Linked DNA regions of Homo sapiens: region 1 is linked to region 2. Evidence: chromatin contacts called from ENCODE Hi-C or POLR2A ChIA-PET data. All regions are on one chromosome and are shown on one strand. The core of a region is the stretch at or near the end of the contact, and the rest is flanking DNA. Distances in the headings are between cores, read along the strand shown.

What was found. Hi-C counts contacts between places; a loop is a spot of excess contacts on that map. ChIA-PET counts read pairs that join two places held with the same protein, here RNA polymerase II (POLR2A). Pooled maps may share reads with other maps.
Region 1: a loop to region 2 is called in a pooled map, with 5 times the contacts of the local background. The contact joins the enhancer-like site here to the promoter of NFKBIZ in region 2. A Hi-C loop is called at or near these places in 5 of 37 single-sample maps with no recorded cell type and 9 of 50 pooled maps. POLR2A ChIA-PET finds 5 or more read pairs at or near these places in 15 of 52 experiments (A549, AG04449, AG04450 and 12 more).

What each region holds. Positions count from the first base shown.
Region 1 is chr3:101,963,434-101,966,190 of GRCh38, reverse strand. All of the region lies in intron 2 of RDUR (RIG-I dependent antiviral response regulator RNA), which reads right to left. Among named protein-coding and RNA genes, the nearest start is that of RDUR, 24 kb to the right of the region's middle. Within about 2 kb of position 1,255, at least 3 of the 41 ENCODE cell types and tissues checked have a DNase peak (open chromatin) inside an H3K27ac peak, as active enhancers do.
Region 2 is chr3:101,848,068-101,850,810 of GRCh38, reverse strand. It overlaps NFKBIZ (NFKB inhibitor zeta), which reads right to left and starts at 1,297. Exons shown (of 12, transcript NM_031419.4): 1 at 894-1,297. The coding sequence starts at 1,182. RefSeq lists silencers at 1,399-1,570, 619-1,818 and enhancers at 1,312-1,606, 1,401-2,238.

The sequences.
Region 1 (2,757 bases), core at 6-2,505, 120 kb before region 2:
CAAATTCCCCAGACTGATTACCATGTGGCCTAAGTCTGAAGATCACCCTAAAGACAGAGCATGGTATCATGGGAAATTCAAGAGCATCAGAGCTTCACAAACCCAAACCCTGGCACAGCCACTCACTAGCTTCAGGGTGACCTTGAGCAATCTTTTTTTTTTTTTTTCTAAGACAGGAAAAAGAATAATCTGAGGCAGAGGTGGGCAGATCACCTGAGGTCAGGAGTGTGAGACCAGCCCGGCCGACATGGCAAAACCCCATCTTTACTAAAAATACAAAAATTAAGCCAGGCGTGGTGTTGCACAGGCTGGAGTACAGTGGTGCAATCTCAATTCACTGCAACGTCCACCTCCCGGGTTCAAGCAATTCTCCTGCCTCAGCCTCTTGAGTAGCTGAGATTACAGGCATGCGCCACCATGCCTGGCTAATTTTTGTATTTTCAGTAGAGATGGGGTTTCACCATGTTGGCCAGGCTGGTCTTGAACTCCTGACCTCAGGTGATCCTCCCACCTCGGCCTCCCAAAGTGCTGGGATTACAGGTGTGAGCCACTGCGTCCGGACAACCTTGAGCAATCTATTTAACCTCTTTCATTTTTCACTTTCCTCTTCTGCAAAATGAGGATGACAGCAATACCTTCTTTGCTTGGTTGTTATGAAGACTGGAAAAAAAGATACACAAAGTACCTAATGCCTGGCAGAGACAGGGCCCTCAATAAATTATTATTATTATTATTATTATTATTACAATTACACAACTATTATTATTCTTCTTCTCTTAAGTGCTTTTACTTATCACCCATGACAAGTGAACAAAGAACTGTTCACCTGAACAAATAATTATGTTGGTCATGGTCTTTGCCTTCTCGGAAATGACAGACTATGGTAAATATAAAATATACCTCTTTTCGCAATCTAAGATTACCTGTCCCTGTTGTACTTTAATCTCACCACTTAATGTTGGAGAGGAATATAATGAAGAGTATGCTGTGTTCTTTGTGCACATGTTTAATCTACAATACTGGACTGGAAACTTGTGTCAGCTCAACTCTTCTACGAACAAGATGCCAAGACAAAATTAGTCATGCAGGAGATTTCTTGGGAGAAACGCCTGTGAAGGATTTGGGGAGGGGCAACCAGCATGGGCAGGGAGGGCCTTCAGAATAGGAGGGAAGGAGGAGGACTGGGTAGTAGGAGTCAGACGGCATTGCAGCACTGAGTCTGAGCCAGGCCGACCAGGAGGCCTCAAGCAAAGACTCCTCATTAGAGGAGTCCCATGCCAGCCAGAAATAGCCTGACCATGGTACCATACAACTACCACATTCAGTTACTAGCTAGAAGAATCCCCAGAAGTCTGTGACTTGTCAGCGTGAATGCAGGGGCAGAGCCAGAGGGGCCGCAGCTGGAAACTGTCAGCTAACTACCCTCCTCATGAGCTTCTCACGCAAGTGGATTTGAGCAGTGCACGCCCGCAGCCTCTAGAGAACTCCCTGAAGACAATAATTGTGTTGGTATTATTGCTTGTACCTAGTAAGTTCTCAACAATTGTTTGTCGAAAACTGAATACGTGATGGTTTTTAGCAACCAGCAGGAAGAACAACCCATTTGCTAAATCCAGGTGGATTAGGTCTCATAATTCCTGAAGAAAGAAAATGTCTTCCATCATTTGAAGTAAATGACAAGGCTCAGAAAATACTCCTGTGGCATAGCAGATCCCAGCCTCCAAACAATAAGTGGGTTGGGGGTGCTGAGGTGATGAGCTGACAGCAAAAGAAAGAAGTGTCAGGCAAAAGTGGCCTGAATTAAACCCACCATTGACTTCATTATGCACTTAATTTCACTTGTATAGACATAGCCACAGGATGAAGTAACCAACAGTGGGTATGGCCTCAAAGGTAAAAGCAAGGTGGTACAAAAACTGCTTCTGAAACAGATGACAGAGTGGAGAGAGCCTCAGGAGCTCGGGGTGGAGGGAAGATTTCAATCGTGGAGGTACACTTGCCCAAAGCAAGCACCCAGCAACTGGAAATCAGGTCACCGCAGCACTCACTGGAGGCTTGAAAAGGATAACTAACTCCAGTTTTCAAAGAATTAAAATAGCTATGGGTGAGGCAAGAGGAAGAAATGACTCACAAATCTGGAGGTAAAATGAGATCTCTGAGCTAATGATGACAAATAAAGGAGGGCAGAGAGAAGAAGCAGTGTTCTTGTCAAGTTCATTTCTCATTTTCATAATAGACAGCTATCTACTTCAATTAAAAATGATTTATTGAACACCTGCTATGCACAAAATGAAAGAAGCAAGGTTTCAAAAACATTCCCATGTCCAAGCAGCATGACTGAGCTCCTCCCAATGCCAGGTATATATGGTGGAGTCTGCAGAAATGAAGAAAATCATTCCCAGTGACTACCCTAAATCCCACCAAGGAGACAAATCCAAAAAACAATTAAAATACAATAACATAGTACATTGTGAATCATGCAGTGATAGAGGCAGGTCTAAGTGTTATGAAAACACTCTAAGTAGGGCAATCATTTAACTCATCATTAAACCAGAATGCTTTGAAAGTAGAAGGGGGCATTATCAATAATTATACTGTGACAATGGGCATAAACTGGGATTGTTCCTGGACAAACCAGGATGAATATCATCCTAGTTGTAAGGAAAAAAACTGGGGAGAGGCCAGGCATGGTAGCTAATGCCTGTAATCCCAGCACTTTAGAAGGCCAGGGTTGGGGGACTGCTTGAGCCCAGGAGT
Region 2 (2,743 bases), core at 48-2,547:
TTAAATGACTTAAAATGAAAATGAGATATCACTTTTTAAAATAAATGACAACCAAAACAGGAGTGGCTAAGAGTGGGAAACACCGGAAAGAGACGTTCTTTAAAATCATGCTAATTACTCTCAACGTTCAATTATCGAGGCGTTTTTCTAGCCTACCCACAGGGGCATCCTGTTTTCCCCCAAATTATGCAACTCGGTTCACTAAGAAAGGAAACCAATTCGCAGCCCATGAAAGATAACATTACGTCTTTCTCTGCTAGATATGGCTTATCCATTTTTTTTAAGGCACACACAACAAAAACAAGACCGCAAAAATTCCGGGCAGACTTCCGAAACTCGCCAAACTAAAGGCATAACTTGAGTTGGTTTTCAGCCCGGCTTCACCTTGATAACAGCAGTTTCCTTTTCTTTGACGGTCAAGTCTTTTTACTGAAAAATTCCATAAAAACTGAGAAATAAGTCATGACCTTTAACGCTATTCCCAAACCCTTATCCTCTGCTACAGCTTTCCACTAAAATATTCACAAGAAGAAAATTACACCTACATCAGACCCCAAATCTCATCATAGTTTATTAATTATGACTCAACAAAGCTGCTTCTTAGAGAGCGAGCGATCTCCTGGTCACTCGCCCGGCAGTCAGAGCTCGGCCGAGCGGTTTCTGAAGCCCCCCCGAGGCCCGCGGGAGGGAGCCGGTTCCGCGGGCCGGCGAAGGGCGTGTAGGTCAGGCAGGCGCCCGGCCCGGGCAAGGCGGGGAGTGGTAATTGATGGCTAAGGTGCGTACGTCCTAGCTCTAAGGAGGGCGCAGGGGCCACCCTCCATCTGGGGAGTCCCGCTCCCAACCTCCTAGGCGTGCGCGCCCCGAGTACGCAGCGGTGCGGGGCCGGCGGGTACCTGGCTGGCGCTCGGCGCGGGCGCCGCCTCTCGACCGGGACTCCACGGCGCCGCAGGAGGACACCGACGAGGCAGAGGAGAAGTCGGAGGAGTCGGAGCCGGGCGAGCCGGGCGCCGAGGGGCCCAAGACCGAGCAGCTGGCGTCGCAGGCGCCCGGGGCGGCGGCGGGCGGCGACGCGCCGTAGAAGTAGCTCAGGTTGAGCGGGCTGGTCATGAGGCCGCAGCCGCCCGCCGCGTCCCGCAGCCCCTCTCCGCCGCGGCTGTCGTCCAGCAGCTTGTCCACAATCATGCTCCCAGGCTGGGCGCTCGAGGACCCCGACACCTGCGCCACCGGCTCGCTGCGCGCGGCTGCCTCCCGGGCTGGCTCAGGGAGCTGTCGGCGGGCGGACGGCGCGGGCCAGTACGGGCGCGGCGCGGGACTGCCAGGGTATTTAACGGGCCGCAGCGCTCGCCGACCTCCCCGGCGCCCGGCCCGGCCATTGGCGGTGCCCGGGCCGCCTCCCAGCCCCTCCTCCGGATGCGTCCGATTTCCAGTAAAATGTACAGGATGAGGCAATGCGCCCTCCGCCCTCCGCCCTCGCCCCGCCCGCCCGGCTCCGCCCAGACCGACCGGTTGTTTGCCTGCCCTTCACCGGGAAACCCCGACAGCGCGCGGCTTCCAGCCTCCCGCTTCCCGCCTCCCGCCTCCCGCCTCCCGCCTCCGGGACCCCGTCCCTCGCCCGGGCCATCCCTGCCCTCTAGGCCCCCGCCGGGCCTGGGCGCCCGGGGAGAGGGCGCGCGGCGCAGGGCTGGGCCTGCAGAGGGAGGCGGGAGTCAGTGGAGGGAACCGGTTGGCCTGGTTCTTGGGGACTGGCAAGTCCTGGAAGGAGCGCGCCCCGCACCCCTCTGCCTGCCCCGGCGCGGCGAGCTGTTAGCCCAGTTAAGGCATCTCTGGAAGGTTCTTAAGGGCCTGTCTCCTCCGGCGCCCCAGCGTAGCCTCCCTTCTCAAACATAGCGTTTGTCGACGGTTTTAGGCAACATCCCGAACTGAAAGAGATGTTGGAGCATTTTTATGTTCTCAAATTATCTGCTGGGACGCAAATAATGTTTTAGGTGCAGCCATGAATAAAAAGTAATGCCACACTTCTGTATCCTTCAATACTAGAACAAAGCCATCTTAGCAAAATAATACACAAACATGTAGGTGCTGTAGTATATGTAGATATAACTTTTAAAATTCTGCATAGCTTTACACTATCTGATAAACTAACACAGTAATTTTGGCCTTTCCTATCTTGAATACTTTTTTCCAATGGATTTATACAACTATTTGTTCAAGTCCAACTAGCAAAAAATGCGGGAATGATAAGGTTAAGTACACACATGCTATGTTTAAATAAACCGATTATGATTAAATAACACGAGGGATACAAAGTTCAGTGAGCCACCTAAAAGGAGAAACAACAGGTCTGGTAGAGGAAAAAGGAGGTCAGGAGGAAAATCTTTGCAGGGGTGGTGGCATTTAAGATAGGTCCTAAAGGATGGGTGGGATTGGGGCCCACAGCATTTACAGAAAGAACAAGAGCAAAGAATTAAGGAGAGGGTTCATATTAGAGTGTATAGTCCCCTTTTACGATTGTCAAGAGGAGAAGATGGCATTAAATATAAAAGATAACTTGGTGCCTTTGGGTGGAGCACCTCCAGCAGCTGAGACACTGGAATTTTATTTAATAAACATTGAGAAAACATGAATTTTAGGTAGGCAAAATTAATCTGCAAGCAGTTGAGAGAAGATGAGGAGCCCAGAGGCCATTAGGATCCACTGCAGTAGCCCAGGAGAGAAATGACTGGGCACTGGGGCAGATACAGTG